Regions from separate parts of the Homo sapiens genome. Here region 2 is linked to region 1. The links are chromatin loops, found by intact Hi-C in ENCODE. Cell type or tissue: HCT116. All regions are shown on one strand. Each heading gives the region's core, and the rest is flanking DNA. Links, peaks and the distances in the headings are about the cores only.

Evidence for each region. A loop is a pair of places that touch in the nucleus more often than their neighbours do. Peaks named below come from ENCODE experiments on the same cell type or tissue, not always from the same donor. Only the 100,000 strongest peaks of a DNase experiment are listed, where the experiment ranks them.
Region 2: it touches region 1 in a loop (2.5-fold over the local background); 2 of 110 quality-filtered maps call a loop at or near these places.

The regions. Positions count from the first base shown.
Region 1 is chr3:103,602,885-103,618,766 of GRCh38, reverse strand. No RefSeq gene overlaps it. Among named protein-coding and RNA genes, the nearest start is that of MIR548AB, 87 kb to the right of the region's middle. In HCT116, for the core only: no CTCF peak of the experiment used is centred there; a DNase peak (open chromatin) is centred at 9,104.
Region 2 is chr3:103,287,346-103,303,227 of GRCh38, reverse strand. No RefSeq gene overlaps it. Among named protein-coding and RNA genes, the nearest start is that of MIR548AB, 230 kb to the left of the region's middle. In HCT116, for the core only: a CTCF peak has its summit at 7,023 (motif pointing left); a DNase peak (open chromatin) is centred at 7,037.

The sequences.
Region 1 (15,882 bases), core at 4,922-12,921:
CCACTTGCATCTGCATGACCTAGAAAAGAGACATGGAGACAAAGGAACTAATTTTAGAGCTTTACTCTGCTAGATTTTGGACTTGTATGGGGCTTGTAGCCCCTAAATTTTGGTCAATTTCTACCTTTTGGAATGGGTGTATTTACCCAATGCCTGTACCCCCATTGCATCTAGGAAGTAACTAACTTGCTTTTGATTTTACAGGCTCCTAGGCAAAAAGGACTTGCCTTGTCTCAGATGAGACTTTGGAGTTGGCCTTTTGGGTTAATGATGGAATGAGCTAAGACTTTGGGGGACTGGTTGGATAGGCATGATTGTGTTTTGAATTGTGAGGATATGAGATTTGGGAGGGGCCAGGGGCAGAATGGTATGGTTTGGCTGTGACCCCACCCAAATCTCATCTTGAATTATAGTTCCCATAATCCCCATGTCATGTGTCACGGGAGGGATCCCAGTGGGAGATAATTCAATCATGGAGGTGATTACCTTCATGCTGTTCTTATGATAGTGGTGAGTTCTCATGAGATCTTATGGTTTTATAAGAGGCTTTTTCCCTTTTGCTCAGCACTGCTCCTTCTGCTGCCACGTGAGAAGGATGTGTTTGCTTCCTCTTCTGCCATGATTTTGTTTCCTGAGACCTCCCCAGCTCTGCAGAAGTGTGAGTCATTTAAATCTCTTTCCTTTATAAATTATCCAGTCTCAGGCAGTTCTTTATAGCAGCATGAGAATGGACTAATACAATCCCCTTGTAAAGTTTGAGTGTTTGTGTCCTGCAAAAATCCATATGTTGAAATCCTAACCCCCAAGGTTATGGTATTAGGAGGTGGGGCATTTGGAGGTGATTAAGTCATGAAGACTACTTATTTGCATAACTCATTGTATAATTGTCTATTTCTTTAATTTTATATATATATATGTGTACTTATTTCACTATGACTGATTGTAAGTAGATAAGAACACAGGCTCCATCTTATCTGTCTTTGTATCAGCTCTCAGCCCACTCACACTCTCTTTAAAACTAAAGGATCCTCTCCATGAGGTTAAAAGTTGGCTCAAGTTCATGCAGCTGAAAGAAACATAAGACAGCAACATTCTCATATATTAGACCACTAACCCCAAAGGTCTTGAAATCTTCATACACTTTTCTAACTACCAAAAAATTAAAATTTTCTGAACACTGAGTTATGTAGCCTTACATGTCAGTATTCTCAATATTAATATCATCTAAAATAAAAGAGAAAGGTAGAAAAAAGTTCAGATACTAATGTGATAGTCTATGAGTGATGATTAACCTTGTAGAGAAAAAAAGGTTAATATTTGTTATGAAGTCTCTTTCATATGCCTTAATTTCAATATCTTATTGAAAGTAGATGTTCATGGACAAAGACCTATATAATTAATTGAAGGCTATTTTTCCTAGTGTAACATGTCATTAATCATTCAATAATCACCTATTATGAACTATTCCAAATGTATTTGTGCCATGATGTTCAGATTTGTGCATAATGTATAATTTCTTCAAAGCAACAAATCAGTTTAAAGCTTATTGTTAATGTTCTTTCTTCTTTGAGGAAGTATTACACTGATATTGTAAAATGTGCAAAATACAAAATGCACTAATCTTCAAGTATATAGCTAGAATAATGTTTTAATATATAGACAATCATGTATCTACTTCATAGACTAAGATTTGAAACATATCTAGCTCTCCAAAAGATTCTTTATTCCTCATTTCTTGGCACTTCAGAAATAATATAAATTCTGTCTCCTATGACCATAAAGAAGCTTTATCTGTTTTTGAGCTTCATATAAATGGAACCAGGCTACATGTGCTTTTTTCTTTCTTCTCTCAACTAATATCTGTGAGATCCATCAATGTGTCATGTATCACATTTTTATTATTCAATTTTTGGCCAACGTTTGGGTTTTTCCAGTTTCGGTGTAACTGGGAATAAAGTGAATGTGAAAATTCTTGTACATATTTTTTCATCAACACATGGGCTCATTTTGGGGTAGATCTCTAGGAGTAGAATTGCTGAATCACATGGAGGGCCCATATGTAAATTGTAAGTTGATGTTTTAATGGAAAGCATAACATATTTATGTATAAGAAAGCAATATTCAGAACTATATAGTGGAAACATTTATAGGTTTCAGCTTGAATTTTGTCAGCATTATATTAAAAGTTGTGTAAGATAAACATTTTCTTTTCTTACACAGTCAACACATAACAGACACTATTTCCCTTCTGGTTATCAAGGTGTGTGTGGGATTTTCTTTTACCAACATCCAATGAGTTATCCAGTGGATGCCAACTGGGTGTCTTATAATTCAGTTCAATTCTGACACTATCTACCTGGAGTTAGTCAGATCCCACAGGTTAAGGGCTCAGCCACACAGGACTTTTTTCACTTCAGATGTTAGTTGCAAGTAATAGATTGTCAGCTATACTTCTGAACCACCTTGCTATAAATCCGGATCCCCATTACCTTCTCCCTGAGTTTGATTACTTTGTCAGGATACCAGTTTATTACAGAAGGTATTGCAAAGTATACACTTAGACAGCCAAATTAAGAGATTATGAAGGACAAGGTATATGGGAAGGGGCATGGAGCTTCCACATCCTCTCAGGGTGCATCACCTCCCAGGCACCTCCGGGTGTTCAGCCATATGAAAGTGCTACAAACCCAGTCATGAGGGGCTTTTGTGGAAGCCTCAATACATAGTCATGACTAATTACTCTATTGGCCATTGATGATCAACTAAACCTTCAGCTCCTATCACCTTCCTGGATGTTGGAGGGTGGGATTGAAAGTTCCAATCCTCTAATCACTTGATGTTTCACCTGGCAACAAGTTCCCTATCCTGAGGCTATCCAGTAATCCATCAAGAGTTGCCTCATGAAAACAAAAGATGCTCCTAAGAATTATCCAGGAAATTCCGAGGGATTTAGAAACTGTCAGTGCTCCTTTCACTCAGGAAATTATAGAAGTTTTAGGAGCTTTGTGTCAAGATCTAGGGACAGAGACAGATAGAGTTTATATGTCTCTTATAGTATACTATAGAATAGTAAATTGAGTTATTGAATTTTGAATTAGTACATATACTTATTGGTAATTTAACTTGACTTACTTTACATTCTATACATTTTGATATAAATATGAAGAAAATAGATTATCATGTTAGTACATGATAGTTTTGTAAAAGGAGCTCTATAAATTGTTCTTTTATTTTTATAAATTATAATACAAGTTATAGTGCTATAATTCTGTGAAATCCCTGGATATTTTTCCTTCAATAATTTGTAAAAATTATTTGCAGTACTCCCATCCTAAGAGAAGACTCTAATACTCCATCACTTCATAGCAAAGATGGGTGGATTTTGCTTAGAAACTGAAGGAAAAGGAATTCTTCATTGTGAGGGAAGCAGAGAGGGCTTTGAATGGAATAAACAGACTAACAGCCTATCTGTATCTATCAGTAAACTGGAATTTCATCATTTCTCACTTCTAAGCTTTGGCACAAAAGAGGAAATTGGGAAATATTGAGAGGACAAAACCTCAGATAAATAGAGAGGAAAGCTAACAGCAAATGGGCATGTGGTCTTTTTTACATTTATGAATCTGGAACAAAGGACATCACAAAATACTGTATTTCATGCAGAGGGGGGTGCATTTGTCAGGCATTTAGGTCTGCATGTGACATAGGAATGATACTATATTCTTATGTAAAAGGTAACAGAATTGAAAACCTGTGCACCTGCCATGGTGTAGCCTTGGTGATGGGTGAAGTAATCCTGTAAGAATAAATGTCAGGTCAACTCCTGAAGCCAAGAATGGGGTGAAACACATGGTTCATTGGTTTTAGAGTATTTGTACTGCTCTGATGGAAGTGGGCCAAATTAACCTTAACCTTGAGTTTGGAAGGGTGGGGCAAAGAACCAAATCATTGGTGTACCAGGAGATTAGTTACAACAGTAGTGAATACCTCAGCAGCCAGGGCAGATGTTTACAGGAAGAAATATAGTGGCATGTGTCAAAACTCAAAAACAGTCTGAGATAAGGAGTAATCACTGTCCAGGAGCCAGGGTCCTTAAACCACCATGGCAAGTTTGCCTGATAAACAAATTTAACTTAAACATGGTTTGAAGGGAAAAGGAAGAGAAAAAATGGTGAGAAAGAATAACAAACCTCAATACAGAGTTTAAATTTTAAATTGAATAATACCCAAAATGAAATTATTAAATTGTTCACCCATTTAAACATAACTGACATTTGCTGCCTAGATACATTCTAAGTAGAAGCTAATATTTATTTTTTCCTCCTTCCATCTTCATGTCATTCTTCTATATATTTAGATTTGTGTATGTGTGTGTGTGTGTGTGTGTGTGTGCTTTCAAGATGTAACTGTATTTATGATTATAGAAACAATGTAAGTTAAGCCTTCTACTATAATTATATGTCATTGGCAAAAAGCCCAGTTGTGATATGCAAGAATGATTTAGAGGGCAATAAATGACAAAACATAATGTGTGTGCATCTTTTACATGGGCAAAGAATCTTTAAAATAGATGGAATATGGATTAATTGATGATTGCAAAGCCTTGAATTGAGTCAAAAATTCTATGTTGAAGAATTCCTTCACAGACCCACTCATAAACTTAAATGGTTCACAACACACCTACAGAGGGCTTGGAATGCTTGTGATCTTTTCCAGGCAACCCAGAATACAAGAGACACACATTCATTTTTATTATTATTTTCCTGCTCCCTTCAAGGAAGGTCACCCCCTGTCAAGCAGCCTGTTCTCTCAGCCATTCTCTCCTGGCAAGTCATCTTTCAGGATCTCAGTCAGAACAAAAGCAATTTAAACCCTCACACATGCTACTATTCCTTTTCCCTTGACATTTTATTATAACAAATGTCAAACATACAGAAAAGTGTAAATAATTTTATAATGATCACCCAAATGCTTACTACCCAGATATTAACACATGTATTACATATGTATTCTTTCCTCTACCATTCATCATTCCATCATATATTTTTATATCTTAAAGTAAGTAATGCAAAATTCACTTTTGAATTATGTAAACCACATGCCATAATTAAGTAAATTTCATGCTATGCTCACTTATTCAGACTTTCAAATTTTATGAATTATTGAATACTACATGTATTCACGCACTGACCTACTACTGCTCCGTACCCAGGGGGATAAAAAAAAGAGTGAAAATGTTTTAACAAATTCCCCTTTGAAGTAGAAATCATGTTCTCATTTGGACAGTAATTTTTATATGTCTTTATAGTACTTCTAATTTTTAAATATTTTTGGCTTGTATGTACTATCTCAATCTCTGAATCAACTTATATAATTGCTTTCTTTCCTACATGTTATTATGGCTTCAGATCAGCAATATCCAAGCTATAAAAGCACAAACTGAAGAAAGGCCTTTCTTCTGGTTCCAGATTTTGTGCTCTTTTGTTGTGCAGCAGTTTTCCCTTACCCATAATTTTGCTTTTTATGGTTTCTGAAAATATTAGATGGAAAATTTCAGAAGTAAGCAACTTATAAGTTTTAAGTTGTGTGCTGTTTTGAGCAGCATGATGAGATCTCATGCCCTCTCTTTGCCCCCTAGCTGCCGAACATCAATCATTGCTCTGTTCACCATCTCCATGCTGTCGACCTGCCCGTTAGTCACTTAGTAGCCCTCTCAGTTATCCGATCAACTGTCAGGGTGTTGCAGTGCTTGTGTTCGGTCACCTTTACTTTACTTGAGAATGCCCCAAAGTACAGGAGTGGTGATGCCAGCAATTTGGATATACCAAAGAGAAGCCATAACGTGCTTCCTTTAAAAGTGAAGAGGTGAAAGTTCTCAACATAAGGAAATAAAAAAATCGTATGCTGATGTTATCAAAATTTACTATGGTAAGAACAAATCTTCTGTCCATGAAATTGTGAAGAATGAAAAAGTAATTTGTGCATGTTTTATACAGAGTTTGGAACTATTTGAGGTTTCAGGCATCCACTGAATGCCTTGGAAGGTATTCCTCATGGATAAGGAGAGACTGCTGTACTACACTCTGCACAATTTTTCTGAAGTAAATTAAAAATAAAATTTAGCAAGCATTCTGATTATTTTCTACTTTGTTATGTATAAAACTCCATTGCTTTTTGTCTTCATCTTAATTTTGCCACCAAGCTCATACTACTATTATACGGATCCATAGGGCTTACTGAGAAATGCTTGAAATTTCTCACATAAGGGTTTCTTTTTAAGTATTCTGTAATGTAGCTTCATTAATGAGCATGTTGCTTGGAATTATCAGATATTTCTGCGAGCATTTTAAAAAATCACCCTTTACCCATACAGCAAGCTGTTTTTTTGAATACTGTGGACAGGCCGTCTTACATGTAGAGTTAAAAGAAGACATTTTTAAAAGAACATGAGCAGAATTTAGAAAGCCAGCGTTTTTGTCAGTGTAAAATAGAATGCCAATGTTAGAGAAAATCTCCTGATATCAGGATCCAGAAGCTTCTTCGCTGCAGAATAAGTCAAACATCCAAACATAACATCAGGAAATAACAAAGCTGTTAGCAGTTTTCTTGTACATGCTAGGGACGCAAATCACAATCTGTCTTCCAGAAAATACCACCTGGAAACTTTGAAAAGGAATATTCCTGGAAGTCTCCCAAAAGACAAAAATCAGTCCTACTAAATTTTACCAGACTGCAAATTTGATGAAGAAATTGTATAATACTTTGAACAATTGCATTCTCTAGTTTGCATAGCCAGGAGTGGGATTGCTGTATCAAAAGTCAGAGGCATACACAGAGGGTTTACCAAATTCAATTTTAATAAAAATTCCATACTGTTCATTATAAGGCTTGCACTATTTTGAATCTCTGTCAACAACAAATAAATATTCAGATTTTACCCCACATTTTTGCTATCATTCGATGTTATTACACATTTTAAATTTTACCAATTGTGGTAGTAGGTATGATATAGTGTCTCTCTGGGACTCTATTTTGTATTTCCCTGTTATATATGCACAAAACTTTACCTTTTTAGACATATAGGTATCTATATCTTTTGTATCTTTGTATCCTATGCCATACAAAACAAACTCTTAAGAGGTTGTATGAGCAGTCAGCAACAAAACTGCATGGCTATCTTGTAATGTAAAAGTAGCAAAGCAGTGTTTAAGACCACAGAGTCTGCAGTCAGACTACTTGGATATGAAGTATGTCTGCCACTCTTTCTATCTCAGTGAACTTGGGAAAGTAATTAACCTATCTGCGCCTCATTTACCTAGACTTTAAAATTGATATAATAACATATATTTTATGTTATCATACGTTAGAGTTAAGAGTATTATATTGAAAAAATACCCAATATGTTCAGCACATAGTAAACAATGTACAGTAATTAGCAAGGAACATAGAGTGTTGTATTAATACCTCCGTCTGAACATCACAATGGAATAGTTGAAGAAAATGAACCTCAGAAGAGCTGAATGATAGGCATTTTGGATGACTTACTCCAAATATTTCTGGTACAAAAGTCTAAAAATAGAATACTACTTTTATCGATGGCTTAGCTGCCAATTTGATTTCCAGCCTAATGGATACACTCGATTGTATAGTAATTAATCATTAATATGACAAACAGAAATGATAATCAGCAGTGTGTTTATATTATTGTCTCTGTTCCTTGCCAGTATCTTGTGATCTTAAAACCACATTTAGAAACTAGTTAATTTGCAAACTGACTAGATTGTCCAGAAGTCAGCAGCAGAAATTTTCTGAGTTAAATGAAAAATTTCTTCCATGGCTTTAAGAAAATAACTTTTTAAAAATTGAAAAATAGTAAGTTCAAACATAAATAATTTATTTTTTCTAACCTTTAATTTAATTGTTTAATTTTTAAAGATAGTGTCTACTTAATGATGTTTATTTATAAATTATATATTCTTAAAATATATTTTACCCCCACCTGGGTGGACTTCAACTGCCAATTTTCAGAAAAACTATTTGTTTTATAAATGGACTGATTTCTACACACAAACTAATTTTTTATTCATTCATTCATTTTTTTTAAAATTTAAATAGTCAATGCAGTTCATATTTTGGAAATAAAGGGATCATCATTCCTTCTTTTTTGACATTAATTTTTTCAACTATTCCATTGGGATATTCAGACAGTTAGTCATTAATAGAATACTCTGTGTTCCTTGCTGATTCCCTTATATTATTTAATATGTGCTGAATATGTTTCCAAGTATTTTTAAAAATATTATAAATAACAGTCCTGGCCGGGCGCAGTGGCTCACACCTGTAATACCAACACTTTGGGAGGCTGAGGTGGGTGGATCACTTGAGGTCAGGAGTTCAAGACCAGCCTGGCCAACATGGTGAAACCCCATCTCTACTAAAAACACAAAAATTAGCTGGGCATGCTGGCATGCACCTGTAATCTCAGCTACTTAGGAGTCTGAGGAATGAGAATCACTTGATTCCACGAGGCAGAGGTTGCGGTGAGCCAAGATCGTGCCACTGCACTCGAACCTGGGTGACAGAGTGAGACTCTGTTTCAAAAAATAAAAAATAATATAAATAAATAAATAAATATAATAAATAACACTCTTTATCATCACTGTAAATCTGTGAGGTATGTATGTTTTCATCCCCATTTTAAAGACTAGGTAAATTAGTCATATATATATATATGTTATCTTACTGACTTGTAGTTCGGTAGACCCAGTAAATATTAATTATTGGGGTTCACATCAACTGACAATTCATGCTGATCATTTAAATAATTATTGTGAGGGTGAATTTTATATATTAACTTGGTTAGGTCATAGAGTACCCAGATATCTGATCCAACATTATTCCGGGCATTTCTGTGATGGTGTTTTTGATAAGCTTAATATTTACATTATTGGACTTTGAAAAAAACAGATTGCCATCAGTAATGTAGAAGGCAGTTGAAGGCCTGAATAGTATAAAAAGAAAGTCCTCCCCCAAGCAAGGGAGAAATTATCTAGCACACTGCTTTTGGACTTCACTGACTTTCCCAGTTTCTACAGCAGATGGCATTCAGACTTAAGCTGGAACATCAGCTTTCCTTGGCCTCTAACCTGCTGGCTGGCCTACCCTGTAAATTTTGAGTTTGCTAATGTCCATATTATGTAAGCCAGTTCCTCAGAATAATTCATTTCTATATATACATACGTATTCTATTATATCAATTTCTCTGTAGAACCATGGCTAAAACAATTACTATAACAAATTACATATCCTCAAGACCTTTCTGCTAAGACCAATAAACTTTTACTTTTCTTGCTCCTTTGGTAGTTGGGGTACAAGTACACTGGAATATACATGTATATATAAACACATACATACACACACATATATAAATTTATTTACCCTATTTTATCATAGGACAAACTTTGTCATATAAATGCTTAAAAGTTTATATCTTTTTAAAAAATGTTATTTTATTTTTTCTTACAAATAATAATTATAAATATTTATGGGGTACAATGTGATGTTTTATTACATACATGCATTGTGGAATGATCAAATCAGGTGTTTGTCACCAAAAGAAAATGATAAGTATGTGAGGTGATGGATATGATAATTAACATATTAACGTGATAATTAACATGACAATTATCATATTAATCACCTCACATACTTATTTCTTTTGGTGATAAACACTTGATACTGGGTAATTTATAAAGAAAATATATTTAATTGGCTCATGGCTCTGCAGGCTGTACAGGAAGCACAGTGGCATCTGCTTCTGGGGAGTCCTCAGGAAGCTTCCAACCATGTTGGAACACAAATGAGGATCAGGCACATCACCTGGCAAAAGCAGAAGCAGGAGAGACTGAGAGAGAGAGTTCAGGGGAAGGTGCCACACACTTTTAAATTACCAGATCTCATGAGAACTCACTCCCTATCATGAAGACAGCACCAAGCCATGAGTGATGCACTCCCATAATTCAAATGCCTCCCACTAAGCCCCACCTCCAATATTAAGGATTACAACTCAACATGAAATTTGTATGGAAACAAATATTCAAGCTATATCAATAGCTTTGTAATATGTTTTGAAGTCAGGAAGTGTGATGTGTCAGGCTTTTTGTTTTGTTTTGTTTTGTTTTGTTTTTTGGTCCAGGATTGCTTTGGCTATTTGGACTCCTTTTCAGTTCCATAAAAATTTTATAATTTTTTAAATATTTCTGTGAAAAACGACATGGGGATTTTGACAGAGATTGAATTGTAACTTTAGATTGCATTTTGGTAGTATGGCCATTTTAACAATATTAATTTTTCCACTCCTGATTATGGAATGTCTAATTATTTGTTTCTGTCCTCTTGGATATCCTTCATCAGTGTTTTATAGTTTTCCTTGTAGAGGTCAATCACCTCCTTGGTTAAATTTCTCCCTGGGTATTTTATTTTTCTGTGCATAGCTATTGTAAATGAGATTGCCTTCTCGATTTTGTTTTCAGCTGTTTCATTATTGGTGTATAGAAACACTACTAATTTTTGTATGTTTATTTTGTATCCTGCAACTTTACTGAATTTGTTTATCTGTTCTAAGCATTGTTTGGTGCAGTCTATGTTTTATTCTAAATATAAGTTCATATTGTTTGCAAGCAGGAACAATTTGACTTCCTCTTTTCCAATTTGGCTGCCTTTTATTTACTTCTCTTGCCTGATTTCTCTGGCTGAGACTTCCAGCACTATGTTGAATAGGAATTGTAAAAGTGCGCCTCTTTGTCTTATTCCAGTTCTTAGAGAAAAGACTTTCAACTTTTCTCTATTCAGTGTGATGTTGGCTGTGGGTTTGTCATATGTATTACTCTGTTCTGATGCTGCTACAAAGAACTGGTTGAGACTGGGTAATTTACACAGGAACGAAGTTTAATTGACTTACAGTTCTGCTGGACCGGGGAGGCCTCAGGAAATTTACAACCATGGTGGAAGGGGAAGCAAACACATCTTTCTTCACAAGGTGGTAGGAAGGAGAAGTGCTGGCCAAAGCGGGAAAAGCCCCTTATAAAACCATCAGATATCATGAGAACGAACTCACTACCACAAGAACAGAATGGGGAAACTGCTCCTAAGATTCAAATACCTCCCACTGGGCCTCTCTCATGACACGTGGGGATTATGGATACTATAATTCAAGATGAGATTTGGGTGGAGACACAGCCAAACCATATAATCATATATGACCTTTATTATTTTAGTGTATGTTTCTTCTGTGCTTAGTTTGTTGATAGTTTTTATCATGAAGAGATCCTGAATTTTATCAATGCTTTTCCTGTATTTGCTGACACGATCATATAGTTTTAGTCCTTCATTACTTGATGTGATGTATCATGTCTATTGATTTGTACATGGTGAACCATCCTTGCATCACTAGTACAAATTCCACTTGATCATGGTGTACTATCTTTTTGATGGTGCTATTCAATTTTGCTTGCTAGTATTCTGTTGAGAAGTTTTGTGTCTGTTAATCAGGGATGGTGGACTGTAGTTTTCTTTATTTGTTGTGTCCTTGTCCAGTTTTGGTATCAGTGTTATGCTAGTCTGGTAAAAGGACTTAGGTAGAATTCCCTAATTTCATGCTCTTCAATTTTTTGGAATAGTTTGAGAAGGATTGGTATTAGTTCTTTTCACATTTGATAGAATTTGGTAGTGAATCCATTCAGTCCTGGGTTTTTCTTTGTTGGAAGAGTTTTTGTTACTTAGTAAATCTCACTTTTTTGTTATTGGTCTGTTCAGACTTTCTGTTCTTCCTAATTTAGTCTTGGTAGGTTGTATGTTTCCAGAAATTTATCCATTTCCTCTAAGTTTTCCAGTTTGTCATCATATAAGTATTCATAATAGTTTTTGGTGTTCTGTTTATTTCTGTACTATTAATTATCATGTCACATTTTTCATTTTTTATTTTATTTGGGTCTTCTCTTATTCTTTTTTGTTTAGTTTACCTAGCAGTCTATTGATTTTGTTTTTTTCTCAAAAAACCAACTTTTCATTTTGTTATGATGTTCTACTGTTTTATGTATCTGTTTCATTTATTTCTGTTACGATCATTATTATTTCTTTTCTTTACTAATTTTAGGTTTGGTTTGTTCTTGCTTTCCTAGTTAACTGAGATATATCATTAGATTGTTTATCTGAAATCTTTCTACTTTTTGATGTAGGTGTTTATTGCTATAAACTTCCATATTAGGACTGCTTTTGCTCTATCCCAAAGATTTTTATATGTTGTGTTTTTATTTCGATTTGTTTCAAGAAATGTTTGGATTTTCATCTGAATTTCTTCATTGATCAAATCTTTGTTCAAGATAATGTTGCTTAATTTTCATGAATTTGTACAGTTCCAAAGTTTCTCATGGTATTAATTTCTGGCTTTATTCCATCTAGTTCTGATAAAAGGCTTGATATGATTTCAATTATTTTAAGTTTGTTGGGACTTATTTTGTGGCCTAACATAGTCTGTTATAGAGTATGATCCATGTGACAAGGACAAGAATGTGTATTCTGCAGCTCTTGGGTGAAATATTCTGTAAATATCTCTTAGGTCCATTTTGGTCTAAATTCCAGTTCAATTACAATGTGATTTTTTGTCGTTGATTTTATGTCTAGATAATTCATCTAATGCTGAGAGTGGAGTGTGACAGTCCCCAACTATTACTGTATTGGACCTTAACTCTATCTTTAGGTCTAATTATATTTGCCTTATGTATTTGGGAGTTCAAGTGTTGAGTGCACATATATTTAGACTTAGATCATCCTCTTGTTGGATTGATCCCTTTATCATTTTATAGTAACCTTCTTTTTCTTTTTTTACTGTTTTTGCCTTAGTGTCTATTTTATCTCATATTAAGTACAGCTACTTCTGCTCTGTTGTGGATAAAGTATGTTTCTTGTAGGCAGCATATAGTTGCATCACTTTTTTAAAATTAATTTGGCCAGTCTGTGTATCATTTAATTGGAAAATTTAATCAATTTATATTCAAGGTTATCAATGATATGTGAAGTTTTATTCCTGTCATACTGTTAATTGTTCTCTCACTGTTTTGTATATACTTTATTCATTTTTTTCTTATTATTTGTCATTGTACTTTGGTAATTTTTTGTAGTGGGACCATTTGAGACCTTTCTCTTTCTTTTTCATTTGTTTGCTTTAACAGTGAGTTTTATACTTTTGTGTTTCTCACTTCAGTCAAAACAGCTATTATTTTTCCCCCATTTGGTAGTTTGTCTGTTTATTATAGCTTTTTTTTCTGTGAAGAAGCTTTTTAGTTTAGTTAAATCTCATTTATTAATTTTTGGTTTTGTTGCAATTAATTTTGGCACTTAGCCCCAAATTCTTTGCCAAAGCCAATGTCAAGAAGAGTATTTTCCTAGGTTTTCTTTTAGGATGCAGATAGTTTGAAGTCTTACATTTAAGATTCTAGGTCTTAAATTTTTAATCCATATTGAGTTAATCTATGTACATGGTGAGAGGTAAGGGTCCAGCTTCAATTTTCTGTATATGACTAGTCAGTTATTCTAGTACCATTTATCAAATAGGGTTTTCTTTTCCCATTACTTGTTTTTGTTGGCCTTGTCAAGGATCAGATCATTGTGGATGTGTGACTTTATTTCTGAGTTTTCTATTTTGTTCCATTAGTGCATGTGTCTGGTTTTGTACCAGTACCATGATGTTTTGATTACCATCATCTTTTATTCAACATAGGACTAGAAGTCCTAGCCAGAGCAATCAGGCAAAAGAAACAGATAAAAGGCGTCCAAATAGGAAAAGAAGAAGTCAAATTATCTCTCCTCACAGACATTATGATTCAATACTTGGAAAACATTAAAGACTCCACCAAAAGGCTACTAGAACTGATAAATTATTTGGGTAAGGTTTCAGGATACAAAATTGATATCCAAAAATCGGTAACATCTCTATACACCAATAATGTCCAGGCTGAGAGTCAAATCAAGAACACAATTCCATTTACAAGAGCTACAAAGAAAATGAAATACCTAGAAATACAGCTAACCAGGGAAGTGAAAGATCTCGACAAGAACTACAGAACACTGCAGAAAGAAATCAGAGCCAACACAAACCAATGGAAATATAGTCCATGATCATGGATTGGGAGAAGCAATATAATTAAAATAGCAATACTGCCCAAAGCAATTTACAGATGCAATGCTGTTCCTATCAGACTCCCAACATCATTCTTCAGATAATTAGAAAAAATTGTTGTAGAATTTATATGAAGTAAAAAATGAGCCTGAATTGGCAAAGCAATTCTAAGCAAAAAGAACAAAGCATTTTCTAATATTTGAGTTAACTTTTATAGAGGAAGACATTTTTTCTCAAGATGTGCCTATGTTGATGGTTGGGAAGTGTACCTCAGCTTTGGTTCTGGATTCTTGCAGTAGGGTAGTCTTCATATGATTTAACTGACTGTGTACTGAATCAGTGATGTCTGTAATTTCCTCGGTGGCTTGGCTGCAGTTCTCAGTACAGGCTGTGGTGACACTTTGCTGGGGAGAGAATGTCAGGTGGGCAGTCCTCAAGCCTTGGTGATTACAGTAGTGGCCCGAGCATGCCTGTCATTTCACGCCTGGGCAGCATATGTAGACATTAGTTTTAGCAGGTGCAGGTGGTCCAATTTTTGGACCCCCCCCCCCAGGCAGTTTGCTCAGGTGTTGGCAGTGGCAGTAGTGGGCCAGTTGGACAAGTGGGTCCTCAGGCCCCTGGACATTGTGTGTGGCATGAGTGATGGTAGTAACAGTAGTAGGACAACCCTTCGGCTCACAGCTGGCACTCACTACTTTTAGTAGTAGCCACAATGAGCTGGGCAGGCCAGTTCCCAGGCACTCAGCTGGCATGTGCTGGTGGGTGCCAGTGGTGTTTGTGGCAGGCTAGGTGGACATGTCTTCAGGTTTCTAGGGGGAGCCCACATATGCCTAAGGTGGAGGAATGGTCAGGGAGATTACCATGTCCACAGGCAGCATGCTTGCCCATTAAAGGGATGGTGCCAGGCCAGGCGGGCTTGACTTTAGGCCCTCAGTGGTGTCCAGAGTCACAGGCTGTAGTAGGTAGGGCCGGATGGTCTGCAATGGTGGTTGTGGAGAGCCTGATCTCAGGGCACATGCTAGAGCTCAGAGGTCATTTTGATGCTGGAGAGAGGATTGCTCTTAACAACCCCAGAAAGGCAGCTCTTAAACTCAGGCTACTGCTCATTTTGGTTGCTGGTAGCAGCAACTGCATTGGTGTGTGACATGGGGAGGGATCCTGGTGTCTGGATGTTAGCTCAAGCCCAGAAGTTGTGCTTCTGGTGTAGGCCAGGCTGCACTCCACAGCCCCAGACACGGAACTCTTAGACTTTAGGTAATATTTGCTTTGTTTTCTGGTGTCAGCAGCAGTTGTGGCAGTGTGTGATCAGGAACAGGATCTGGTCCCTGTCCAGGAGGTAAAGCTCATAGGTCTGCTACTAGTGAGGGCAAAAGCGGGAGATGAGGCTTCTCTGCCCATAGTCTCAGGCAGGCACCTCTCAGGTTCTGGAAAGTATATGTTTTGGTTCCCTTTGTCCTGGGGCAGCCTTGTCAGTGTGTTGCATTGCCCCTTCTCTGGGGAGCAGGACTCTATTTGGTCTAGAGTGTTGAGGACCCCACAGGACCTCAGCACTGTGCCAGCTCTGTGCCAGTGCAGATCTCCAGGTGGATGCTCAGGGTGTCACTGGAGGTTTTGGGGATGGAGAGGTGCAGGGACTGTTGAGTCCCAAAGCAGAATCCTGTCTGGTGGAGGCTGAGTTGTCAAAATTACAGTGTGCTGCAGCTGTT
Region 2 (15,882 bases), core at 3,046-11,045, 310 kb after region 1:
GACAGGATCAGATTCACACATTACAATACTAACCTTAAAAGTAAATGGGCTAAATGTCCTAATTAAATGGCACAGACTGGCAAAGTGGATAAGAAGTCAAGACCCTTCAGTGTGCTGTATTCAGGAGACCCATCTTACCTGCAAAGACACACGCAGACTGAAAATAAAGGGATGGAGGAAAAATTACCAAGCAAATGGAAAGCAAAAGAAAAAAGCAGGGGTTGCAATTCTAGTCTCTGACAAAACAGACCTTAAACCAACAAAGATCAAAAAAACAAAGAAGGCTATTACATAATGGTAAAGGGAACAATTCAACAAGAAGAGCTAACTATTCTAAATACATAAGGAACCAATACAGGAGCACCCAGATTCATAAATCAAGTTCTTAGAGACCTACAAAGAGACTTAGACTCCCACACAATAATAGTGGGAGATTTTAACACCCCACTGTCAGTATTAGACAGATCAACAAGACAGAAAATTAACAAGGATATTGAGGACTTGAACTCAGCTCTAGATCAAGTGGACCTAGTAGACATCTACAGAACTCTCTACCACAAATCAACAGAATATACATTCTTCTCAGTGCCACATGGCAATTATTCTAAAATCAACCACCTAATTGGAAGTAAAACACACCTCAGCAAATTAAAAAAAATTGGAATCCTAACAGTCTCTCAGACCACAGTGCAATCAAATTAGCACTCAGGATTAAGAAATTCGTCAAAAACACACAATTTCATGGAAATTGAACAACCTGCTCCTGAATGACTCCTGGGTAAATAATGAAATTAAGGCAGAAATCAGTAAGTTATTTGAAACCAATTATAACAAAGAGACAAAGTACTGGAATCTCTGGGACACAGCTAAAGCAGTGGTAAGAAGGACATTTATAGCACTAAATGCCCACATAAGAAAGCTAGAAATATCTCGAATCAACACCCTAACATCACAATTAAAAGAGCTGGAGAGGCCAGGCAAACTAATCCAAAATCTAGCAGAAGGCAAGAAATAACTCTAATTAAAGAATAATTGAAAGAGATAGAGACAAGAAAAACCCTCAAAAAAAAAAAAATTAACAAACCCAGGAGCTATTTTTTTTGAAAATATAAACAAAATAGAACACTAGCTAGATTAATACAAAAGAAGAAAGGCAAGATTTAAATAGACATAATAAAAATGATAAAGGGGTTATCACCATTGATCCCCACAGAAATACAAACTACCATCAGAGAATACTATAAACACCTCTTCACAAATGAACTAAAAAGTCCAGAGGAAATGGATAGATTCCTGGACGCATACACCCTACCAAGGCTAAACCAGGAAGAATGTGAATCCCTGAATAGACCAAAAACAAGCTCTGTAATTGAGGCAGTAATTAATAGCCTACCAACCAAAAAAAAAAAAAGCCCAGGAGATGATGGATTCCCAGCTGAATTCTACCAGAAATACAAAGAAGAGCTGGTCTATTCCTTCTGAAACTATTTCAAACAATTGAAAAGGAGGGGGCTCCTCCCTAACTCATTTTATGAGGCCAGCATAATCCTGATAACAAACCTGACAGAGACCCAACAACAAAAAAAGAAAATTTCAGGCAGGCCAATATCCCTGATGAACATCGATGTGAAAATCCTCAAAATACTGGCAAACCAAATCTGGCAGCATATCAAAAAGCTTATCCACCACAATCAAGTGAGCTTCATGCCTGGGATTCAAGGCTGGTTCAACATATGCAAATCAATAAACGTAATCCATCACATAAACAGAACCAATGACAAAAACACATGATTATCTCAATAGATGCAGAACAGACCTTAGATAAAATTCAAAATCCCTTCATGTTAAAAACTGTCAATAAACTAGGTGTTGATAGAACACATCTGAAAATAATAAGAGCTATTTATGACAAACCCACAGCCAATATCATATTGAATGGTCAAAAGCTGGAAGCATTCCTTTTGAAAACCTGCACAAGACAAGGATGCCCTCTCTCACCACTCCTATTCAACATAATATTGTAAGTTCTGACCAAGGCAATCAGGCAAGAGAAAGAAATAAAGGGCATTCAAATAGGAAGAGAGGAAGTCAAGTTGTCTCTGCAGACGATATGGTTTTATATTTAGAAAACCCCATTGTCTCAGCCCCAAAACTCCTTAAGCTGATAAGCAACTTCAGCAAAGTCTCAGGATACAAAATCCATGTGCAAAAACCACAACCATTCCTTTAAAACAACAATAGGCAAGCAGAGAGACAAATCATGAATGAACTCCCATTCACAATTGCTACAAAGAGAATAAAACTTAGGAATACAGCTAACAAGGGATGTGAAGGACCTCTTCAAGGAGAACTACAAACCACTGCTCAAGGAAATAAGAAAGGACACAAACAAATGGAAAAACATTTCATCCTCATGGATAGGAAGAATCAATGTCATGAAAATGACTATACTGTCTACATTAATTTATAGATTCAATGCTATTCCCATCAAACTACCATTGACATTCTTCATAGAATTAGAAAAAAATACTTTAGTTTCATATGGAATCAAAGAAGACCTTGTATAACCAAGAAAATCCTAAGCAAAACAAACAAAGCTGGAGGCATCATGCTACCTGACTTCAAAATATACTACAAGGCTACAGTAACCAGAACAGCATGGTACTGATACCAAAACAGACATATAGACAAATGGAGCAGAACAGAGACCTCAGAAATAACACTGCACATCTACAGCCATCTGATCTTTGACAAACCTGACAAAAACAAGGAATGGGGAAAGGATCTCCTATTCAGTAAATGATACTGGGAAAACTGGGTAGCCATATGCAGAAGACTGAAACTGGACCTCTTCCTTACACCTTATACAAAAATTAACTCAAAATGGATTAAAGACTTAAATGTAAAACCCAAAACCATAAAAACCATAGAAGAAAACCTAGGCAATACCATTCAGGACATAGCCATGGGCTAATACTTCATGATAAAAATGCCAAAGCAATTGCAACAAAAGCCAAAATTGACAAATAGGAGCTAATTAAACGAAAGAGCTTCTGCACAGCAAAAGAAACTATCACCAGAGTGAACAGAAAACCTACAGAATGGGAGAAAATTTTTGCTATCTACCCATTTGACAAAGGTTTAATATCCAGAATTCACAGGGAGCTAAACATATTTACAAGTAAAAAACAAACAACCCCATCAAAAAGTGAGTAAAAGATATGAACAGACACTTCTCAAAATAAGACATCTATGTGACCAAAAAACATATGAAAAAAGCTTATCATCACTAATCATTAGAGAAATGCAAATCAAAACCACAGTGAGATACCATCTCACAGCGATCAGATTGGCCATTATTAAAAAGTCAGGAAACAACTGATGCTGGCAAGGCTGTGAGAAATGGAAAAACTTTTACACTGTTGGTGGGAATGTGAATTAGTTCAACCATTGTGGAAGACTGTGTGGCGATTCCTCAAAGATGTAGAACCAGAAATACCCTTTGACTCAGCAATCCCATTACTGGGTATATACCCAAAGGAATGTAAATCATTCTACTGTAAAGACACACGCATAGATATGTTTATTGCAGCACTATTTACAGTAGCAAAGACATAGAAATAACTCAAATGCCCATCAATGATAGACTGGATAAAGAAAATGTGCTACATATACACCATGAACTACTATGCAGCCATAAAAGGGAATGAGATCAACTCCTTTGCAGGGACATGGATGAAGCTGGAAGCCATCATCCTTACCAAATGAACACAGGAACAGAAAACCAAACACTGCATGTTCTCACTCTTAAGTGGGAGTTGAACATTGAGAACACATGGACACAGAGCTGGGAACAATACACACTAGGGTTTGTTAGGGGTGGGGTGGTGACAGGAGGGAACTTCGGTGCAGCAAATCACCATGGTACATGTATACCTATGTAACAAACCTGCACATGTATCCCATTTTTTTAAAAGAAATAAATAGACAAAAAGAGAATATAGTAGTAAGTGGCTAGATAGCCTTGCAAACGGTTGAGGTAATTTTTTGTCTTGGGATGGCAGAAAAAAAATTGATCAAAAGACATCAGATAGATGGATAAATAGGAGGATGATTGGGGAAAACATAGGAGAGTCTGAAATTGTGATTTCAACCTGATGCTAAGAATTCCCTTACCTCAGTATCCAAGAGAATAGAGACTGAATCCCAAAGTTTAGGGCAAAAGTGAAAAAAACATGCTGGTTGCACACCTATTTACTATGTGCACTTGAGATAACTGGATACAACCAATATTTTTTAACAAGTTGTATATTTTAGATATAGAATATTTCCTCTCACTTTAGATAAAGGAATAACCTTCAAATTCACTCACATATCTTTTGTTCTGCAGAAAAATTGCTATGAAATGAACCTAAAAAGAAAAGACATTTCAAGGCAAATGAAAGTGATATTATAATTCATATGCTAATATTAGGAAATAATTAAAAATGGATACATCTTCCCACTCCTCGGCCTGTTTGCTTTCCATTTAAGGAGAGTGTGTGGGTAGCTCAGGATAGTATAAATGAACCAGGAGCCTGTAATGTATGTGTTTGTATGTGTCTGTTTGTGTGTATCTTAAAAAGAAATGAATGGAGCAAAATAAAAGCAAACAAAAGTAGGAAGATTGAGATTAAGTTCCTCTTGGTAGAATATTTTTCCTTTCTTCAAGGGCAGAGATCATGTTCTAGTCTTAGCAAAATCCCTGGCACTTACTAGATACTAAGCAAATGCCAAATGCATAATGGAACAATAGGAGGGATGGGAAGAAGGAAGGGAGGGAGGGAGGAAGGAAGCAAGGAAGGAAGGAAGGAAGGAAGCAAGCAAGCAACGGGGGAAGGGGAGAAGGGAGAAGGGGGGAAGAGGGGAAGGGGCAAGAGAGGAAGGGAGGGAGCGAGGCAGGCTCACTGACATCTTATTTGTTCATTTATTTATTTTTATTTTTTGAGACGGAGTTTAGCTCTTGTCGCCCAGGCTGGGGAGCAATGACGAAATCTCGGGTCACTGCAACCTCCGCTTCCCTGGTTCAAACGATTCTCCCTCCTCAGCCTCTGGAGTAGCTGGGATTACAGGCGCCCATCACCACATCCAGCTAATTTTTTTTCCTTTTTTTTTTTTTTTTTTTTTGAGATGGAGCCTCTCTCTCTGTCGCCCAGGCTGGAGTGCGGTGGCGCGATCTCGGCTCACTGCAAGCTCTGCCTCCAGGGTTCAAGCAGTTCTCTTGCCTCAGCCTCCCCCGTAGCTGGGACTACAGGCACCCACCACCACGCCCGGCTAATTTTTTGTATTTTAGTAGAGACGGGGTTTCACCGTGTTGCCCAGGCTAGTCTCCAACTTCTGAGCTCAGGCAATCCACCTGCCTCGGCCTCCCGAAGTGCTGGGATTACAGGCACATGCCACCACGCCCGGCCTTAATTTTTGTATTTTTAGTAGAGACAGGGTTTCACCATGTTAGCCAGGCTTGTCTTACTCCTGACCTCAGGTGATCCGCCTGCCTCAGCCTCCCAAAGTACTGGGATTACAGGAGTGAACCACCACGCCCGGCCGAATTCTTATTTGTTGGGCAATATTTACAAGGCATTTCGTTCAGTTCTTCAAGGTAGAATCCACAATTCTGAAAATATTCCACTTGTGGCCATAGTATCAGTTTCTCAAAGTTGGGTGATGATAAGTGATGGTAGTTGTGAACCTGAATAATTTTCTTTACATTCTTTTAGACTCTGTTAAACGGGAGCTTAATGGTAGATGCCTTCGGATTAAATGCCTTTAGGTTCACATTTCTTAGAAGACACAGTGAAGTTATTTGCAAGAAGGAAAAGCACAGGAGTTAAAATTGATCCATTCCAGTGGAACAGACTTGCTCTATCTCTAGCTGCAGGGTTGATCTCCCAAATGTTAAGGTTGCCACAGACTTCAAAGTTTAGGGAGTCAGGCCCTCACGTCAATTAGGCCTCCTACCTCTTTGCTTGCATAGCACCACGTATATCCATAACATCACCCCAATCAAATCGGATTTATTTTTTCTTTCCATTTTCTTAAATCTTCATGACAGAAGAATTCACCCAAAAATGAATCCCATTGTCTACCAGTCATGTTGAAGATAGTGAGAACTCAAGAAAATGCCATTAAAATAATGGTGCAAACATAATTTAGCTTGAAATTATACAGTGTCTGCTTATTTTTGCTTTTATTTTTGTTTTTATTTTTATCTATGCCAGTCTTGTAGCAACAGGTATATTTCAACCTTTGTCAACCCTGAAACAGTATCTTACACTTTTCTTCTTCTTTTTAAATTTACTGTCCCATTTTATTGCCATGGCTCTGAGCACAAGTAAAGGCTCATATTTTTGGACTCTGTATAGCTGCAGAATTAGCCAAGTATTTACGAAAATAGTTAAAATAATAGTAATAAAAATAATAATCTATACCACAACAGAAAATGTTCATTGTTATTTAGTAGGAAACTAGTAGCAAACTATTTGAATTGTTTTGCTTCTGTGATAAAATATGTTCCCTATAGAATGTACTTCATCTCCATGATCATATCCAATGTCTAAATAAATGTAGATCAAAAGAGTTCACATTGATATCAATGCATCAAATATGAACAATTCTGACCAGCTTGTCAGAGTACAACCACATCCTCTCCTACCAATAAAATTCCTCTTAATACCACCTGAAAAATTACCTGCTAAGCATGAAGCACCTTTCTGTCAAACCAAAGCACGTTAATTTTATTTTCAAAGACACCATCGCAGGTAGAAGTATTACTTAAGGTGATTTATTTGCTGATTCCATGTAAACCCAAACTGCAGAAACATGTTTACATCCTCATCATTATAGAAATATGAAACATGCAATTGCACACACAACTTCTAATTGTGTTGCTTATGTCTTTTGGATTCATTAGGGGACAGGATTTATTAAATAAGCAAGTCCAGTTGTGTACAAAGCATCAATTTTGTGTGGAATGACATGCCACTGGGTACTTGCAAGAAATAAAAGAGCTCCCTCTGCTGCCAGAAAATGAATTTTTCATTAATTGTTATTAAAATCTCCCACCTAACTTCTCTGATGTTTACTTCATAAGTTATATTTTTTGTAATTACTGTTTCTGTTATCTTTAAAATTGTTTTATATTATACCATTTGATTTTTAAGAAAAGATAAGTAATTTAAATTCAATATTTAATTATTTCAAGTAACTCAAAATGGTCTCCACTTAAATAGTAATTACAAACAGTTCTTTGTTGCAAAACCAAAACATCAGTCCACACAGACTTGCATTAATCTCAAGAATGTTATAATTACCTAAAATTACATATGAATTAATATTTCAGCACATGCCATCAAAGAGTCTAACACATGAACTTTTCAATAAATGAAGTTGGTATCCTGAAGATGATTCAAAAAACCTCTGCACATCCATAGCATCCATAATTTATTAGTTTACCTATGCTTATAGAATTTTCAAAATGTGTCTTTTTCTGAATTTCTTCAGAGTCTGAAATAGGTCTAAATGAATCTTGTGACATAATTGAGTTCCTGGAGATGCATCTGTTATTAATAATAATTTAATTCTAAAACATATACACACAATGAAGATTACAAAAGTAATTTTACAGTGAAGATGGGAGTGGTCAATTGAGATTATTCACTAGATTTTCAGTTCTTGGAATTCACACTCTTCTTCAACTAAATTATAAATTAATATCATAGGTCTTTGAGGCCATAAGAGTATATAAACTGCTAATATTAAATTTTCTAAATCTGAAATTTTATCGTGATTTAAAATTTCATTGACAATTTTATAAGTATTATTAATGCGAAGCTTCAACACTGAGATTAATTTCAGTAATCTAGGAGCAACCTAGAAGAAAAAGATGGTATTGAATGGAATGTAAATAATGATTCCAAAAAGCATCAACACTTCCCTTGCTAGACATGGAGAGCTATTTATAATTCTCTCCCTTTACAATCACTTGTACATGCCCTAGGAGATAGCCAAAGGTTTCTAAATAATTATGCTAGCAATATCAGCATGTGCACATTATTGTATGAAACTTGCCTTTACAAGAATTTGATGCTTATACATTTTGCTGTGTTAACAAAGGTGTTTGATATTACAGATTCTTTTAATATTGGATTATGTATGTACCATTCAAACTAATAGATCCAAGCTTACCTTCCTCTTAGATAAATCAAGTCTAATAATCATGAATAGCAAATGATTGACAAGGGACTACAATCTAGCACTGAGCCAAGATGTTAGAAAAAAAATGGGTGGAACAAAACGGAGTAAAAGCAATCAAGAATAATCTCTAGAAAACAATAATTTGATATTTTTCATACAATAAATAAACCAAGACTCAGTTGTTGTAGCTTGGCTTTTACTGTGATTTTCATAATGTGCAACAGTAGAAAGTGTAAAGTGGGTATGTAAAAGTGCAAAGGGAATTTTATGAGGCAGACAAGCAGGGATGGTTAAAGATAGATTCAGAAATTGCTAGATGTTAGAGGCTGAGAGAATACACTGAGTCAAAGATTTTAGATCTGAAGACGTTAAGTCTATACAATCAATACTTATAGAAATAAGGATATATCTTCATGAAGAGATTAAATATATTTACTTTTCTGTGTAGTAAAATGACATATTATTCTCAGCATCGATGCAACTACATTTCAGGGATGTAGCTAAGTTTTTGAAATTTTTTAGAATTATATTACTACAATGTGAAGGGCATCACAAGTAAATTATAGTTTGAAAGCTTTTCTTTTGTAAAACTGGAACAAAATAAATATTACAGTTTTAATGCCAACATGTTTCCAGGTGAAGAGGGTATATGTCCAATATTCATTCCAAACTTTACAAAAAAGAAAAGAAAATGCTGTTATATTTTACAGCTATTGGAAAAGATCACTGGTGTTAAGACAGCTCTCACTTTTGACTTCCATTCTCTCTTTTGCAGATTTTTTTCAGTCTTAAAATATCTGTTATTGACGCATTTGAAACAACTGGGCCTTTGTTCCTTTCTTTCTCTTCTTCACCATTTCAATAAGTTCTATTTTCTATGTTTCTGACTTTATTTAATGAGAAGTAAGTTAAGTTTCTAAGTTATAGCTAGTGTTCAAACAAACAAATAAAATTATTGAAAATCCTTGATGCATCTGTTGTTATGGAAAGCATATGAAAGATTTACAGAGATTAGTATTTACCTATAGAATAAATAATTAGAGAATCATTATATTTTGAATTATTGTATGACTATGATCATATGAAGAGGTTAGTGATGGAAGAGATTATTTGTGAATTAATATAATCAAAGAAATCAGTGCTGAAACCTGAAAACTTGGAAGATGGGACACATAATATTTGGTTCACTGATATGAGACATATTTGTTTTTGAGCAGATTAGAAAGGATGTGAAAAAGTATCAAGCAAAATAAAAATAAAAATAAAAAGGTGTATTCCAGTGAAAAACCAAAAATATTCTCATTTTTAGAAGGATTCATTCCAGAATGGAGCAAGAATATGAAAGCAGGATAAACTGACTTGCCGGAAAACTTTATGTAGTGAGTAAATAAAGGTCTGACAAAACCATAATGAAGCTGGACTCCCGGTATTGCAGTAGAAAATGTAACTACTGCTTGAAAGGTTAGGGAGTCTCTCATGCCTGCTGCAACAGGTAGTGTTTCCACGAGTCCATTCCCTTTGACTGAGCCAAACCCATCCAGAAGTTAGAGTTATTGCAGGTTATGAGGAAGAAGCACGAGCATCTCTCTTTATTAAGGAAAAAGGAGGAGGGAGCAAGGCAAGCAGTGCAACTAGGGACCTGCTTCTCCTTCCATGGCTGGGCCTAATATAGCAATATCCCTCCCAAAAAGCTGGCCAATATAGGGATTGCACACAGCGAGGGCGTTTTACACCTAGGAGCTTGTCGTTAAAAAATCCAGCTCATTGACCCATTGAAATAACACTTTGGGTAAGTGTCTGCTCCACTCCTGTTCCATAGCACTTATTTCTACTTTTGTTTTCTGAACATGAGCCCCACATCCTTAACATTCAAGAATAATTTTAAACAAAGTTGGGTTATAAGTAAATTTTGTCTTTAACTTTCCTGTTAGGGAAAGCCTCTACAGAATAAGAGACAGTAATAAGCGGATGTACTAGCACATCTAGAGGCCATTCCTCAAGGGACACAAAAGGAACACTTGCAGAAAGCGTGGTGAGAGATGAGGAAATGATGATCATCTCAAGGTTGCATTCAGTTAAGAGGCAGTGTAGAAAAATGGGAAAGAGTGCAGTCAGACTGCTTGGTCCAAATTTGGGATACTTCACAACTAGTGTGACCTTAGCCAAATCTTTTCATTTCTTTATGCCTCCATTTTCACTTTTTGTGCAAAGGGGATAAAAATAGTACTTTTCCTCATGGTGTTTTTACAAGGATGAGTGATGTATGTAGTGTGTAAGGTACGAAGAACTTTGTAAACATTACAAAAATACAGCTGACATTTATATAGAAACTCACTTTACCAAGCCATGTGCAAATACGCAAATATAACTTCATAGTACTCTGCAAGTTCTTTTCATTATCATTCACATTTCACAGAAGAAACTGAAGCTTAATAACTTCCTGTAAATTTCTCGAGATCACAGAGTGTATAAAGGCTCAAAAGGATTTCATCTACTTTTGAAACTTTTGTTCCATCCTTCCCCCATCTGTCTCTGAATTCTGGTACTAAAATTCAAACACAACCTTTTGTGTCTAGGAATGCACAAACCTAGAGTATGGAAAGGAGGGGGGGCAATGGTCTATATTTTGCAAGCTCGCTAAATATTTTAAGCTTTACCCTCAACCCATTTGAGGCATGATATCCTCTGTACTTTTAATCTGCAATTAGTACAGTATTTTATTGTCTCCACCTTTTATTACTTTTATCAGAAACTTGTAAACATATTGTACTAAGAAAAGTTGTAATTATATTCTTCTAAAAATATTAGCTAGAAGTTAAATCTCTATTATGTCCATGTTAACCTGGAACTTTCCTTCCCTTAGTAACATAGTCACATTTAAACAATGCTGTGACATTTATAATTTGGAAAGCATGCAAAGTGAAATGAGTCTGATAGGGAAAAAAAATGCACAGAGAGCCTCAGAGCAGGCATGCTACAGCCAAGTTTAAAATGCTCATAGCTCTGTTCCAGACATTTCATGGTAGTAGCAAAAAGAAAAAAAAAGCAACATATTGCATTAACACAGAAGCATGAAAATGCCATAGCCTATTTATGGGAGACAGGTGTTAAATTATAGAATAGTGTATTGTTCTTATGGTATTTATGTCTTTCAAGTTTGACATTCCAGAAACAATGTGACTCGAGCTCATGAATAAAATTAGAATCATTTTCTTTCTTTCTTAAAAACAAGATACTGTTTATTTCCTCATTCTCGCTTCTATTGGAAAAATAAGTCGAGGTAAATTAATCTATGTATCTTACTAACACAATACAAATTATGCTTATGGGAACTAATTAAGTAGGTAAAGCACATTTTACATGTGGACTTTCAGATTATTTTTTCCCCGATGCCTGTGGTTTCAAGTTGCAGGAATTTGTTCAGTGACTTTGAGAATGGAGTAACCGTATTGCTTACAGGAAGCAGAGAATGATAAATAAAGACATTGGGGATTTGGCAAGAGCAAAAATAAATAAAATGTACCTCCTTCCAGAACATCTTAGATACTCTAATGTGATAATTCATAATACAGCTCATTTGACAGGATGGGGAGTAACGTGTGGGTTTGATCTACTAAATAGCTCCAGAAAAGACCATGGTTTTTTATACTGAATAAATAAAAGATACACTTGTACACACATAAACTGGGGAAAAAAACTGCTCATATTTAGTAAATCACTTTTTTCTCTCTATTACAACATATTTCTTTTTTTCTTTTAATCTAGTTTTCATTATAAATCAGACGAGTTATGCCAGAAGTGTGGGTTGAAGGAATTTTAATTAGTTGGTTCCTAGTAGCAAAATATATTGTTCAGAAAGTTAATTTAGAGCTGTAGTGTGTTTTGAAGATGAGGGATGTGTATGTGTGTGTGTTGGGGGGCATATATTGCATAAAAATGAGGATACATTATGAAAAGTACATTGTTAGGCAACTTCATCATTGTGTGAACATCATAGAGTGTACTTATACAAATCTAGGTGATATAGCCTGCTGCACACCTAGGCTATGTCGAATAGACTACAAACCTGTACAGCATGTTACATTACTGAATACTGTAGGCAACTAAAACACAGTGATACTTAGGCTACACTAAATTTATTTTTAAAAATATTTTTCCTTCAATAATAAGTTAACCTCAACTTACTATAATATTTTATTTATAAACTTTTTAGTTTTATAATATTTTTACTCTTTTGTGATAACACATAGCTTAAAACACAAACACATTGCACATCCGTACAAAGATATTTTCCTTCCTTATGTCTTTTTATATGAGCATTTTTCTATTTTTTATTTTATATTTACTTTTTAAGCCTTTTTGTTAAAATTAAGACACTTAATTATGAACACCACTGTCCTCCACCTGCACAATCTTGTCCCACTGGAAGATCGTCAGGGGCAACACATGCATGGGGCTGTCATATCCTGTGAGGAACACGCCTTCTTCTGGAAAATACCTTCTGAAGGACCTGCTTGTGGTTGTTGCACAGTTTACTTCTTTAAAAGGTATACATTCTAAAGTAATGATGATAAATATAGTGTAGCAAATACATAAGCCAATAACATAGTTGTTTCTTAGCATTCTGAAGTATTATGTCCATAACAGAAAATGTGATGGTCTGTTTATACCACCACTACCACGACGTGTGAGTAAAGTATTGCACTATGACGTTATGACAGCTAAGACATCACTAGGTAATAGAAATTTTTCAGCTCCATTATGATCATACATGTGGTCCATCATTGACCAAAATGTCAGTATGTGCCACACAGCTATATGTGTGTGTGTGTTTATATATATATATATATGAATATATATGTGAGTGTACCTGTATACACACATACATACACATATATACATTATATTCACATATAAACTATATTTTATGTCTGTATAATATTTGTGCTCACATATAAAACTCAAATATATCCTTTAAACAAATCTTTTCATCACCAATTAGTCATGGTGATTTGGGGCCATCCCTATATTATTACTAGTAGATGATATTAGCATATTACCTTCAATCTCAATGCCTAGTCTTCAAAAAAAAAACATTCAAACTATAGCAAATTAATTTGTAGGAGACTCTAAACTCTTTGATACTAGCAAGTTATCATTTAAGCATTTACTTCTTTCAAACAATCAAATACTAAGTCACCAAGTAGATTAATTTACAAATATTTAAAAGTATTTTCAAGCATCTTCTAAGTACCTACCATTTTATTGAATAGGATTCGCAAAAAATAAAGAGAAAGCACAGAGCTCTTCTAAAAGGAAATTGGAAACTGGGAGAGAAACTATACTCTTTGAATCAAATGGCAAAAATAGATATAGCCTGTGTGTATAGTAATACAATGTATGTGTATAAATATGAAGTATATATGTATAATTTATACTATTCAATAGACAACTCATTGGCTTATACTGGCGGGAATTAAAATAAGTTATTACAAATAATTGAAGGAAAAAAAGTTATGCTTGAACTGGAGAAAGAGAAATAAAAAAGATAAATGGATAAAGTGAAAGATTTGTTTTCATTTAGCATGAGAGTTCTACATTAAGTTTAGGCCAGAGAAGAAATCAGAAGACTCCCAAAGCACTAGTAACAAAAGTGAAAATAGACAAATGGTATTACCTCAAATTGAAAAGCTTCTGCACAGACAGAAAGCAATCAATAGAATTAAGAGACAACCTAAAGAATGGTGGACAGTGTTAACAAACCATGCACCTAAGGGGTTAAATATAAAATATATAAGAAACTCAAACAACTCAATAGCAAGGAATCAAATAGCCTAATTTAAAAATGGGCCAATGACCTGAATAGACATTTCTCAAGAGAAAACATATAAATGGCCAACATGTACATGAAAAAATTACTCAACATCACCAACCATGTGAGAATTGCAAATTGAAACCACAATGAGATTACCACCTCATCCTTATTAGAATGGCCACTACCAAAGAGATGAAGAGTAAGTGCTGGCCAGAATGTGGAAAAAAATGAATTCTTGCACATTGTTGGTGGGAATGTATAAGAATACAGCCATTAGAGAAAATAGTATGGAGATTCCTCAAAAATCCAAAAACAGAGCTACCATGTGATCCAGCAATTCCACTACCAGTTATATTCAAAGAAAATGAAATCACTATGTCAAAGAGATATCTGCACTCTCATGTTTATTGTAACATTATTCACAATAGCCAAGGTACGTAATCAACCTAGGTGTCCATCAGCAGATGATGGATAAAGAAAATGTGGTATACACATACAGTAAAGTATTATTCAGCCTTAAAAACAAAGGAAATCTTGTTATGTATGATAACATGAATAAAGCTGAAGGAGATTGTGCTAAGTGAAACAAGACAGGCACAGTGAGTTAAATACTGCATGATCTCATTCATATGTGGAATCTAAAAAAGTTGAACTCATACAAGTAGAAAGTAAAATGGTGGTCACCAGGGGCAGGGGGTGGGATCAAGTTGGCGAGATGTTGGTCAAAGAATATAAAATTTTAGTGAGGGAGAAGAGGGATAAGTTTTAAAATTTTCTTGTACAACATTGTTTCTATAGTTAATAATCATATGTTGTATTTTTTGAAATGCAGAGTAGATTTTGTGATCTCACCACAAAAAATGATATATCAGTTAATTCACATGTCTATTAGCTCAACTTAGCCATTCCACAATGTATACATATTTTAAAACATCATGTTATACATGATAAATACAAGCAATTTTTATTTGACAATTAAATAAATAAATACAATGTCGAAGGGTGATTTCCAGGATCTGAGGGGAGGGGTAAGAGGGCAGTTCCTACTTAATGGTTATATTGCTTCAGCCATGCAAGATAACAAATTTATAGAAATCTGCTGTACAACAATTTGCATATAGTTAATAGTATTTTACTACATTCATACAATTTGTTAAGAAGGTGGATTTCACATTATAATTTCTTTATGATAATAAAAAAATGGTAACACATGAGGGGAAAAGGAACTCAGTAGAGAATAAGAAACACGTGGCATCAGAAGCACAGGAGAGATGGTTTATGTTCTACAAAAAATGGAAAAGAGCATCTTAATCACAGCTGGAAGAAAATGCAGTACACTGAGATTCTGAGCTATAGTTAAAATGTACATATTGAGACTCATTTTCACAGCATTACAAGCAGAGTTAACATGTAACCCCTGCACTAAATATACAAAGAAATTATACATAAATGAAATTGTTGCTAGAACTTATGCCTTCATGCCTCTAGGTTTTAAATTTAGTATGCTGTGCCATTGATCTGAATTGCTTAATTAAAAATAACTGACCACTTTAAAAACTCTATTTTCCCACAGATCTAGTTTTTATGTTCAAATTCATTACCTACAACTTTTTTTAGCTTCAACATTTGTTGAAATTTATTTTTTGTTTCTAATCTAAAGTCATGCAATATGAAACAAAAAACACTTATTATCTTTTAACGTGTATTAACACTTCTATGCTACTCATTACTATAACCATACATAAAACTTGCTGTTAACAAAGTTTAAGACATTGGCTGGGCGCAGTGGTTCACACCTATAGTCCTAGCACTTTGTGAGGCCGAGGCGGGCAGGT